Linked DNA regions of Homo sapiens: region 1 is linked to region 2. The links are chromatin loops, found by intact Hi-C in ENCODE. Cell type or tissue: PC-3. All regions are shown on one strand. Links, peaks and the distances in the headings refer to the core of each region. The heading gives the core; the rest is flanking DNA. Region 1 has its middle 270 kb from the start of LINC02118. Region 2 has its middle 200 kb from the start of LINC02118.

Region 1 (5,394 bases), core at 234-5,233, 75 kb before region 2:
CATTAATAATATTTGATTTGGCTTAAACAATTCCTAACAAACTGAAATGTCTGGAGCTCTATAGACAAATACTGTTATTAATGCAAGTACAATTACTGAATTGAACAAGAAAAATAATTTGGGCCACTTTAGTTTCTTGACGTCCAATGATAATTACTCCATTTAGATTATACTTTAAAGAGAAACAAAGCAGTGAAATAGCAATTCTATTCATCAAAGAATTAATTTCTTTCCTGTTCACTATTATGACAGAGTATTGGATTCTTTTAGAATCTAATAAATCAGAATTCCTCAACCATTTTGTACTAAATTTCATTCATAATTAGTGAGATAGCAGTTGGGACAAAGACAACATTCCTGTGTCAGTGAAAGCAAAGATAAGATGAAGAGCTTGGCATTGTCCAAGGACATAAGGTTTGTATCCTGTCTCAGGAACCTACAAATCTGACAGAGTGTGAATCTCCCTGTACAGTAGGCCCGGCTGCTTCCTGATTGGCGAAGAGTGAAAAACCTTTCTGTATCCCTCCCAATTAGCTCAACTTGAGTTAATTAGTAGAGTATCGTTGCATATTGTTGATTTCATGTCAATAACATAAAGGTGGTCAGTGTGTTTGCTGCTTCAAATAATTACTATTAGAAATGTACTTTATAATGATACATTCCTTAAGGAAAATCATATTTCTCCAGAATCTTGTCCTAGGACATAGGAAGAAAATTACATGTCCCACATGCTACTGTTAAGAGGTCCATATTTTCTTCCTGCCCCTATATTTATTCAGGCTCCACTGTCTAAACATTTGATTGGAAACTGGCACTATTTTGATAATAATCATTAAATATGAATTACCTCATCCTTCTAGGTATTAAAAATTGGGAATTAATTTTTCAAAATTCTGAAGGAAATAAATTTTTTGACACAGTTCACGTTAAGTACATTTTACTGAACAAAAACAGCAGCACAGATTACTGCAAGTGTTATTACTCTTTTAATATGAGAAAAATTTATTACATGAAAATAGCCATCTCCCAAATAACCATAATAAATAAATGTTAACTTTTGTCATATTTGCTTTAGATCTTTCCTTTCATATGAGAAATAAACAAACCATCACATACTTAAACTCCTTTTATCATTCGGAAGCTTAATCATTCTTCTGTGCCAGCAGGTAGCTGTGATCTTGAATTTGGCTTGTAACAATTCAAAACAAAAGTTCCACAGAAAAGAACTCATAAGTAACACAGGGAATGTTTCGATTGCCATATGTGTTATGCTATATCTGGATGTCATACTATGTTTTATTGTTTTAAACTCTTTTTATGTTTAAACAATGAAATTGAACAAGGTCATTCTAACATAGTATTTCTGAACTCGACACATTTTACTTATCCATAAACCTGTTGATATTTAGGTAATTTCAGATTTTACTTTATACAAAAATGCTGCGCTATTTAACAAAGCCCTACTATTGGCATTTCCTGGGAGTAAATTAACCCATTTGTTGGACTGTTTGCTTACATTATTTTTTTCTTTTGGTTTTCAGGTTTGTATTGATTAATATTTGTTTCTGGTTTTCAACAACTTTTTCTTCTCTTACCTGAACTTGTCCTCCTGGACACAGCAATTACCTGTTGTCTCTATCTGTCCTCCTCAGGTACCTATTTGAGACTAGGTAATAAATTGGTAATTGGGGTCTGTGCTTCTTTGTGTATACTGCAAATCCATTAGATATTTTGTCCCAAGTTAACGTTTTTAGGCTATTTCTCCTTCCTTCTTTTTCCCAAGTCAAGTACCTGTAGTCAGTTGCACACCAGAGTGCCAGATATTGACCACAGGCTGTATTGGGTGTCAATTACAATGGGAGGCTTTTTCTGAGTGTCTAGTTTTGCTGCATCAAGCCTGGCTTGTTATTGGAGGACATAAAAGTACTTTTGATCTCTAATAGGAATTTAACTTCATCTTCTGGAATAAAGGGCTTGAGGAATGTGGGTAGTAAGCTCCAGTCAGCTATTTACATTTGTAATAAGCCTAGGCTGTTTGACAAGACATGTGGGCCAGAGGTAATCCCAATAAGATGTTAAATAGAATAGATGATCTTCCTTATTGTAAGAGTAGGTTATAGCTAGATGAACAAGGCATTCATTCATTCATTCACTAGATAATTATTTATTCACTTTATTAATCAAAGTCAAAATATGACTTCATTAATAAAGTCATAATAATTTATTGACTAATTATTTATGGGCTTTAAGCCAGACCCTTCGATAAAACTAGGTCTAGTAAGATGACAAGATGAGGTCTCAATCTTCTTGGTACTTATGAAATTTACCTACTGATAATTTGTGAGACTATATTGTAGCCACATGATAGTTTTAAAAGGAAATACAAAGGGAAATACGTCATTTCTAGTCTCTATACATATATAGGCATATACCTATACCTTCCAATTCAGGAGATTTGTAGATATATACCTATACCTTCCAGTCCAGGAGATTAATTAAAGGCTTACTTCTGGTGTGGGTCTGAGGAGTTTCATTCCTGGATGAAATAATTCAGGCATCCAAACTTCCTTAGTTTGTATTGCTACCATCTTAAAAACATGGTCACCACAGATGTCACCACAGAAGAAGAAAACGTATCAGAGGTTTGAACTAGATATATTTCCAAGGCCGCATATGGGTATGAGTTACATCATTCCTATGCATAATATATTGCCAAGAACTTAGTCATGTGGCCCCCAACCTGGCCGCAGGAAAATGTAGCCTTCTAGGTGCCCAGGAATTGGAATTACATTTGTAAGCTCCTAAGTAATGTTTGTTATTTTGTGATTATCAGATTACTTCTGTAAATAATCACAAAATAAATATTAGTAAGAAGAAAAAGATGTGTGATGATATAAATATGAATCACTATTTTTAAGATAGGAAGAACTCAGTTTGTCATTTTCATTAACTTTACTCCATCCTAAGACAATATTTTAAGTACTTCATTGGTGTGAAGTTTCAGAGGACATTCGAAGATGCATTCATCAAGTGTAGTTCAATCAACCTGGATTTTTTTTAAAGTTATGATAATTTTGTTTCAAAGTGCAACCGTTATGTTTAAAGACTTGTTGAGGGTCTCAATGATTGAATAAACCACTTTACTCTCCAAAAACTGAATAAAAGCAGTGATACTGTGTTAGTTTTCTGTTGCTGCATAAAGACTGTATAAGTCCATTCTGACACTGCTAATATAGACACACCAAAGACTGGGTAATTTACAAAGAAAAAGAGGTTTAATGCACTCATAGTTTCACATGACTGGGGAGGCCTCACAATCATGGTGGAAGGCAAAGGAGGAGCAAAGTCACATTCTACGTGGAGGCAGGCAAGAGAGAAAGGATGTGCAGGAGAACACCCCTTTATAAAACTGTCAGATCTCATGAGACTTATTCACTAACACAAGAACAGCATGGGAAAGACCAACCCTCATTATTCAATTACCTCCCACTAGATCCCTTCCACAACACATGGGAATTATGAGAGCTACAGTTTAAGATTTGGGTGGGGACACAGACAACCATATCACATGATAGCTGTTACCACAAATTTTGCAGCTTAAAAAAACCTCCATTTATTAGGCCACAGTTCTGTAGGTTACAAGTCTAGGTACAAGTGGCTGGATTTCTTTAAGGATATCACAGAAATCAAGGTGTTGGCCAGGCCAGGCTCATATCTGGAGGCTGTGGAAAAGAACTCACTTCCAGGCTTATTAAGTTTTTTGGAAAAATCCAGTTCCTTGTGATTTTTAAGTCCTAGGTCATGGTTTCCTTTACTGCTGTTTGGGAAGGCCATTCTTTTCCCTAGGAGGATGCTCACATTTCTTGCCATTTGGCCAGCAACAGCATATTGAGTCCTTCTCACGCTTAAAGTCTTTCTTTCCTGCCTTCCTCTTCTGTTTTTATGGGCCTAGTGATTAGGTCAAGCCTGCACAGAGAATCTTCCTATCTTAAGTTCAACTAGGCCAAATAGCATAACAATACCTCATCAAACTCACCAGTTCCAGGGATTAGGGTGGCACGTCTTTTGGGGTGGGGGTAGAAGTGGGGGCATTTTAAAAATTATGCCTACCACAAATATATTTAAGGAAAGTAATTTTTTAAATCCTTGAAGAAGAAGGTAATGATTCAATAATTGTATTGGAGTACTATTTTCAGAAGAATATGGATATAGTTCTTTTCTAGAAAATCGTTAAAAACCCAGTGTCTTTATTTGCTTCTATTCCCTGCACTGCATTTTATTTATATAGAAACCTCACTTTATTTCTTGATTAACCACTCTCATCACAAGGAGTGTAATATAGTATTTTCTCAGTAGGAGATAAATGTAACACTTGAGAATACTTGGATGTTTCCTCCTGTGCAGTAAGGGCTTGGAATAAGCGATAGAAAGACATATTGGCAAATGCACAGATACAAAGCCTATATGTTGTCATTTATATACCAGGACCACGGTACAGGAAAGTCTCTGAGTGTATAGGTCCCCTATTAATGCCATTTTACATGTTGGATGTTAACAATAAAAAAGTATTATCTCCTTAAAACTTTGAACACGGAACTATGAAGATCGAGAACTATGTGGATTGAATTGTCACTGCCAAGCACACAACTGAGGTTTATATACAGGAAAAAATATGTAATAGTGGTACCCAAGCATATTTTGTAAAAGCCAAAGCTACCTGGTGTAATTTCAGCTAGAACAACTTCAAAAGCTAACAAAAAATGTCAGCAAATATAAATAAATCATGTTTCTTAAAATTTTTACACAGAAAATTACAAAAACTTTCGTAACTTGTATTCATAGCTGGCACACATAGGAAACAAAAATTAACTCTATGTAAGTTATATGTAAGTTTCAATCACTAGGCATGATAATTTCTCTACCCACACAGCATCTATGTTCGGTAAAGCCATTTTCTGTGGCTTTTTTTTTCTTAATGTTTCATGTCTCTTTTATTTTTATTTATTTATTTTTTATTATTATTATACTTTAAGTTTTAGGGTACATGTGCACAATGTGCAGGTTAGTCACATATGTATACGTGTGCCATGCTGGTGTGCTGCACCCATTAACTCGTCATTTAGCATTAGGTATATCTCCTAAAGCTGTACCTCCCCCCTCTCTCCACCCCAAAACAGTCCCCAGAGTGTGATGTTCCCCTTCCTGTATTCTCATTGTTCAATTCCCACTTATGAGTGAGAATATGCAGAGTTTGGTTTTTTATTCTTGTGAGAGTTTACTGAGAATGATGATTTCCAATTGCATCCATGTCCCTGCAAAGGACATGAACTCATCATTTTTTATGGCTGCGTAGTATTCCATGTGTATATGTGCCACATTTTCTTAATCCAGTCT
Region 2 (5,394 bases), core at 188-5,187:
AACCTCTGCCTCCTAATTTCAAGCGATTCTGTCTCAACCTCCCAAGTAGCTGCGACTATAGGCATGTGCCATGCCTGGCTAAATTTTTTTTTTTTTTTGTATTTTTAGTAGAGACGGGGGTTTCACCATGTTGGCCAAGCTGGTCTTGAACTCCTGACCTCAGATGATCCACCTGCCTCGGCCTCCCAAAGTGGTGGGATTACAGGCGTGAGCCACCGCGCCTGGCCTGATGTTAGATTTTAATGTCCATCCAGGATCTAACTTCAAATTCTGGCCACTATGGTCTTCCCTCATTTTAATGACAGAAACATTGAGGTTTCTAATCAATTTGTGTGTGTGTGTGTGTGTGTGTGTGTGTGTGTGTGTGTGTGTGTAGTTTCACTGGCAGAGGAAATTAATCCATGCATATTTGAGAACAAATATGTCAAATCTATCAAATTTTGAACTTAAGGAATAAGTAGAAAATGAATTATTCTCAGGTGCCCACCTTCTTTCATAAATATAGATTAAAATGCCACTAAAGCAGCAAATTACTTATTAGAGTTATTTCGAAGTTAGAGTAATCTGACTTAAAATGATGGTTATTTATTTAGTTGAGAAATAATTAATTGAAAAGCAAATGCAGCATTGCCCCGATTTTGTGCAAAAGAGCTCCATTCAATAAAAATGTCAACACCACCACCACAGATGTAGAAATTGAGAGAGATGGGCAGGATCTTGGAGATACTTCTATAAATAGGGAAACTAAGTCGTAGGACCATCAACCGAGTTGCCCAAGATCTCACAGCTAGTTCTCAGTATAGTGGGTGCTTTGTGTAAGTGTAAAGCTTTATCCTGCAATTCTATTTTCATTGCAGATCAACCACTTGAGTTCATTGTTATAGTTCCATTAAGTCCAATATGAAGAATTATCTAATAATATTTCTTTGAATATGTACTTTAGCACATACCTTTGCCTGTTTCAGAAATGATAAAATCTCATCAAATTCACAATAAAATGGTTTTGTTCCCACAAGAGCAAACTGTCTCACTACCATGTCATCTTTCATGTTTGTGAAACACTGGCCCCTCTTGGTTGTGCTTCCCACTTCCCTGGGTAAAAGTTACCCATTCTTGAATCTCTATCTCAGACCAAAACTTCTCCAGGAAAATGTTCAAGACCCCCAAAGCTCATGTGCTGTCATTATGCACATCATAAGCACTATACATGCTGTCTCTGTATTTTCAGGTATCTGGTGGGCATCCACATGGTTATGTGCCCATCCCCCAGTCTCCCTGAAATCTCTTAAACTGGATAATGCGTACCTATTCACATGGCAACCTAGGAAATTGCCATATTCCTTATGTGACCTTGTCATCAATTAGTTTTGTGTGGATACCTGATTCCTGCTGAAACTATTATAATATAATATTCCACCTTTTAATAGTTGATCTATTGATCTATTGATGTGCTCTTGACCCATGCTGATACTGTTTTCTCCCCTCCGTATTTTAGCTAAATGGGCTGTATTCATGTTATGGGCAGTAAATTGCTAAATATTGAAGTAGATCATGTTGTTTTCCAGAATGAGACTATGGTGGGAGGAGTGCAGCATGTTTGGTTGCAAGATACATTTTCAGCTCTAATTTGGAGTACTGGCTGGTTCTGTGCATATGGTGGTTGAAGCCATGATGGTACAACACATCTTATGTCTCATCATGTGACTTAGTAGATATTAGGCTGTGTAATAAATTTATCACTCAAACGTTCACTAGTGAGCTACACCTGTGGTTTTGCAGCAGGATGTTCCTGGCATTCTGGAAATTAATTTTTAAAAAAATGTTTAGCTGAAGCCTCTTGGCTTATGGAACTTTTCCATTTTGGTGAAAGACTCAATCCTTGTAGCAAGGACTGAAACAAGTTTAACAAGACACAAAGCTCAACTGTCAATTCCCTGGGGCCATGTAGTCAACATATGTTCTTATTAAAAATTAATTTTTGTCTATTTAAATTTAGTTCTTAGTCATTCTGATTGTCTATTTCTTCCTATTCTTTGTCCTTCAATCCACTGACCTGAAGGTCCTGTGTCAAAAGATTGGACGCAAATACATCTTCTAGGGTTGGGGGATGTGGCATTTACCAAGGGCTGAAAAATGAGAAATGGAACAGAAGAGGGGAATAGAAGCTTTGTATGTCATTTATTGTCAGTATTTGTTGCTTTGAGTACTCACTGTGAAAGTGCAGGGGCCGACTGATCCCCACACAGCCATATAAGACTGGGTGGAGAGTTTTGTACTCTTTCTAGCAGCAATGACCCATCATCTATAAATGCCTGAAGAGAAGTCTAAAATTCTGGGAGCTTTTAAGACTTGCTTTGTGTAGGTAGCTTGGACCAAGAGCAGGAAGTCAGAATAGATTCCTTCTTATGACTTTCACCTGTAAATTATTCACTTATCCACAGATGTGTTTACTTTTTGATTTGAGTAAATGTGAAAAAAATCCTTTCTCTGGCCTTTCTGATTTGTCCAAATATGTGCACCTTTGGGGAAAGACAGAACTGGATTTAAGGCTTTTCATAATGATTCTGCTTAACCTGTCTCAGCCTCAGTTTTTTTCATCTGTAAAAAAGGCATAATAATATATTCTGGGGGAGGTCACGATGAATAAATGAAATAATATGTATTGACCTCCTGACATAGTGCCTGGCATTTCATAAATGCTTTATAAATTGTTGCAATTATTAAGCGATATATTGGCGTTTGCCCTAGTACACTGTAAAAGAAGGAGCTTCACATCAATGTAATTTGGAGAGTGAGCAAAGAGGTCTTCCTTTCTGCTGCTTCATGGTCACAGAAAAACAGCCAGTAGTCCCCAGTCCATTTTCAAGGAAAGGAGAGAATGAAAGAAAGCAAGAGCAAGTTGCAACTTCCAGACTCAAGAAGAAAAGTTGCTGTTTAGTGCTTCCTGGGAAGCTATAAAATTACTGAATTTCTAAATGCCTTCAAAATTTAATGGTATTATTTGATTATGTTGAATATTTTTAATTCAATTCATTCCTTACTTTATCAGCAACAAAAACAGTTTATAATTCAGAACTCTATAATTTTCAAAACCCTATCAAGCAGAATTACCCTCTTTATCACAATTCTGTGGGAACAGCAAGGGCTGCCTTCTGTCCTCATTCTCCTGAGAAAGAATTTAGGAGGCTGCAAGAAGGGAAGGCCTCCCTCTTACTCAGATCAGTATTAGGACCAGGAAAAGCACCCAAATTGTTTGGCTTCCTGGCCCCTGTAGTAGGCTGAATCATCACTTGCCAATATTGTTATGGCCTCTGAGGCAATAGAATGTAATAAAGTATAACCAGAATTACTCGTCCGTAATACAAATAAATTCCTGTTTGGATATGCCTCATGGCATGATTTCAAGCAGCTCACAGACATCCTGTGCCACCTCATTCACTCTCACATGCCTCTGAGGTGAGGGGGATAACAGCACTAGTATCATTTGATACTGATACAAATCGGCTCTAAATATTGTGGGGATGCTGGTGGTGTTATTGCTGGACTCCATTACACAAGTTTCATGAGCCAGTGAAAATCACTGAAGAATAACATTGTCATTTAAATTTTGAGTAAACTTTTAATTTAAAATTAAGTTTGATGACTACCCTCTGTTGAATGGAATATTTCGCTTAAATGAAATATTTATATCTTAACTCATGATCAGGGCAAAGATGTCATGTGCTGTTATTTATTTTTCTCATGTTATAAATTTTTAGAATATGTTTTTAGAAAGTTATTTCCTTTTTTTGTCTTTTCATTTTAGGATCCTGGCTGTAAATCAGCAATGCAATGCAACATGTATTTGGATGAAATATCACAAGAACTTTTCATTTTAGTTAAAGTTAATATTAGTTTAGTTATAACTTATAAAAATTGTGTTAACGTCAGTGTTTATTTGTCTTTCAAAGAGTTATAACTTTATTGATAGCAAAACATAATGCTTAAACAGATAATAACATTATAAAAAATGTCCTGGAACTAGAATATTCTAGCATAAAATAGTAGCAATCTTTTGAAAAGACTCTTTATAGTAACAAATATTTTAAAATAGATTATTCACTTTCAGCATTGAAAATCATAGTTAGTCCTTCGGGACAAATACATATATTTTTAAAATGCCTGTAAAGATTTTCTTTCATTCATTTGATCCTATTAACTTGAAATTTGAAAGTAACACTTTGTTTCCTGTGTGATAAGACACAAAGAGAAACAACAACCGTGTTTCTACTAATATCCTCTCCAACACAGTGCCAGTAATTCCCTATCTTCTGTAATACCTCCAGTGACTGGAATCATTAATCCCATGTTTTGAAAATTATTTAAGATTGAAGGTGCCACAGTTGTACATATTGGTTCAGTCTCTAGAGCCCTAAGAAAAGATTTAGTGCATTTTCAAAAGAATTTTGCAGGTAGGAGCCCAAATGGATTTTCAACTAGGCCTCAACCTTTTTGAAACCTACTGATGTTGAATAGTCTTTTACTGGTTGCCATGCCAACTGATACCAGAGGAACACTCTGCAGTGCGTTCATCCCCTAGAAAGCTTCACCAGATGTCTTCAACAAATTGCTATGAAAAGACTTTGGTCTGTCAGCCTTGTTAGGAGATAAAAATCAGGCTAAGAGACGTCCCTGCCTCCACTTCTGATAAAACCAACCCATAAAATATGTAGACTTGTTCCACTCTCACAATAAACCAGTAAAATCTCTCACCCCCACCCCAACCCTCCTTACTTCCTGTAGCAGGATTTTTAAAATATTTATGCTCTTATTTCTACATGAAGCAGAGGCCATTATGTGTTGCAGCTGACATTGTCTGGCCGAGCAAAGCGAGAAGCATCTGGCTAGCAGCAAGGAAAGACAGCAAGTTGATAAATTATTGATTTACATAAATCAACACCCTTTAAATATTGGTCTTTTGAAGAAAAAAGCTTTTATGTTATTTCAGGTTGAAAAGTGTTAAGATGATAAACACAAAGTCAGCTGTGTCATAATTTTATATTTCTAATCAAACATATACAGGCATCGCATGAATAAATACAGTATATCCTATAAATTTGGGACCAAATGAATAAACTTTGCTTTCATGAATATCAAATAGGCAAACAGGAGTATTTTTTCAAATATATTTAAAATTTTAAAATATTTTTCCTGCCTAAATATTAATACATTTTCTGTACTGAAAATGAAAAAAGGAAAACTATTTAAAGGGTCATTTTCTTTAGGAAAAGAAAAAAGAAACCTGGCAAATAGGGTCCACATGGAATATTATTTACATGCACCAATTGGCATCTGTATGTTTAAATTGTGGGTTTGCACGTGCAAATGAATCATTAACTGTCAAATTACCTGTTT

Evidence for each region. Peaks named below come from ENCODE experiments on the same cell type or tissue, not always from the same donor. Only the 100,000 strongest peaks of a DNase experiment are listed, where the experiment ranks them.
Region 1: a loop joins it to region 2, with 1.9 times the contacts of the local background. A loop is called at or near these places in 1 of 110 quality-filtered maps.

Annotation. Positions count from the first base shown.
Region 1 is chr5:51,732,129-51,737,522 of GRCh38, forward strand. No RefSeq gene overlaps it. Among named protein-coding and RNA genes, the nearest start is that of LINC02118, 270 kb to the right of the region's middle. In PC-3, for the core only: no CTCF peak of the experiment used is centred there; a DNase peak (open chromatin) is centred at 2,733.
Region 2 is chr5:51,807,446-51,812,839 of GRCh38, forward strand. No RefSeq gene overlaps it. Among named protein-coding and RNA genes, the nearest start is that of LINC02118, 200 kb to the right of the region's middle. In PC-3, for the core only: no CTCF peak of the experiment used is centred there; a DNase peak (open chromatin) is centred at 3,286; H3K27ac peaks cover 3,357 bases.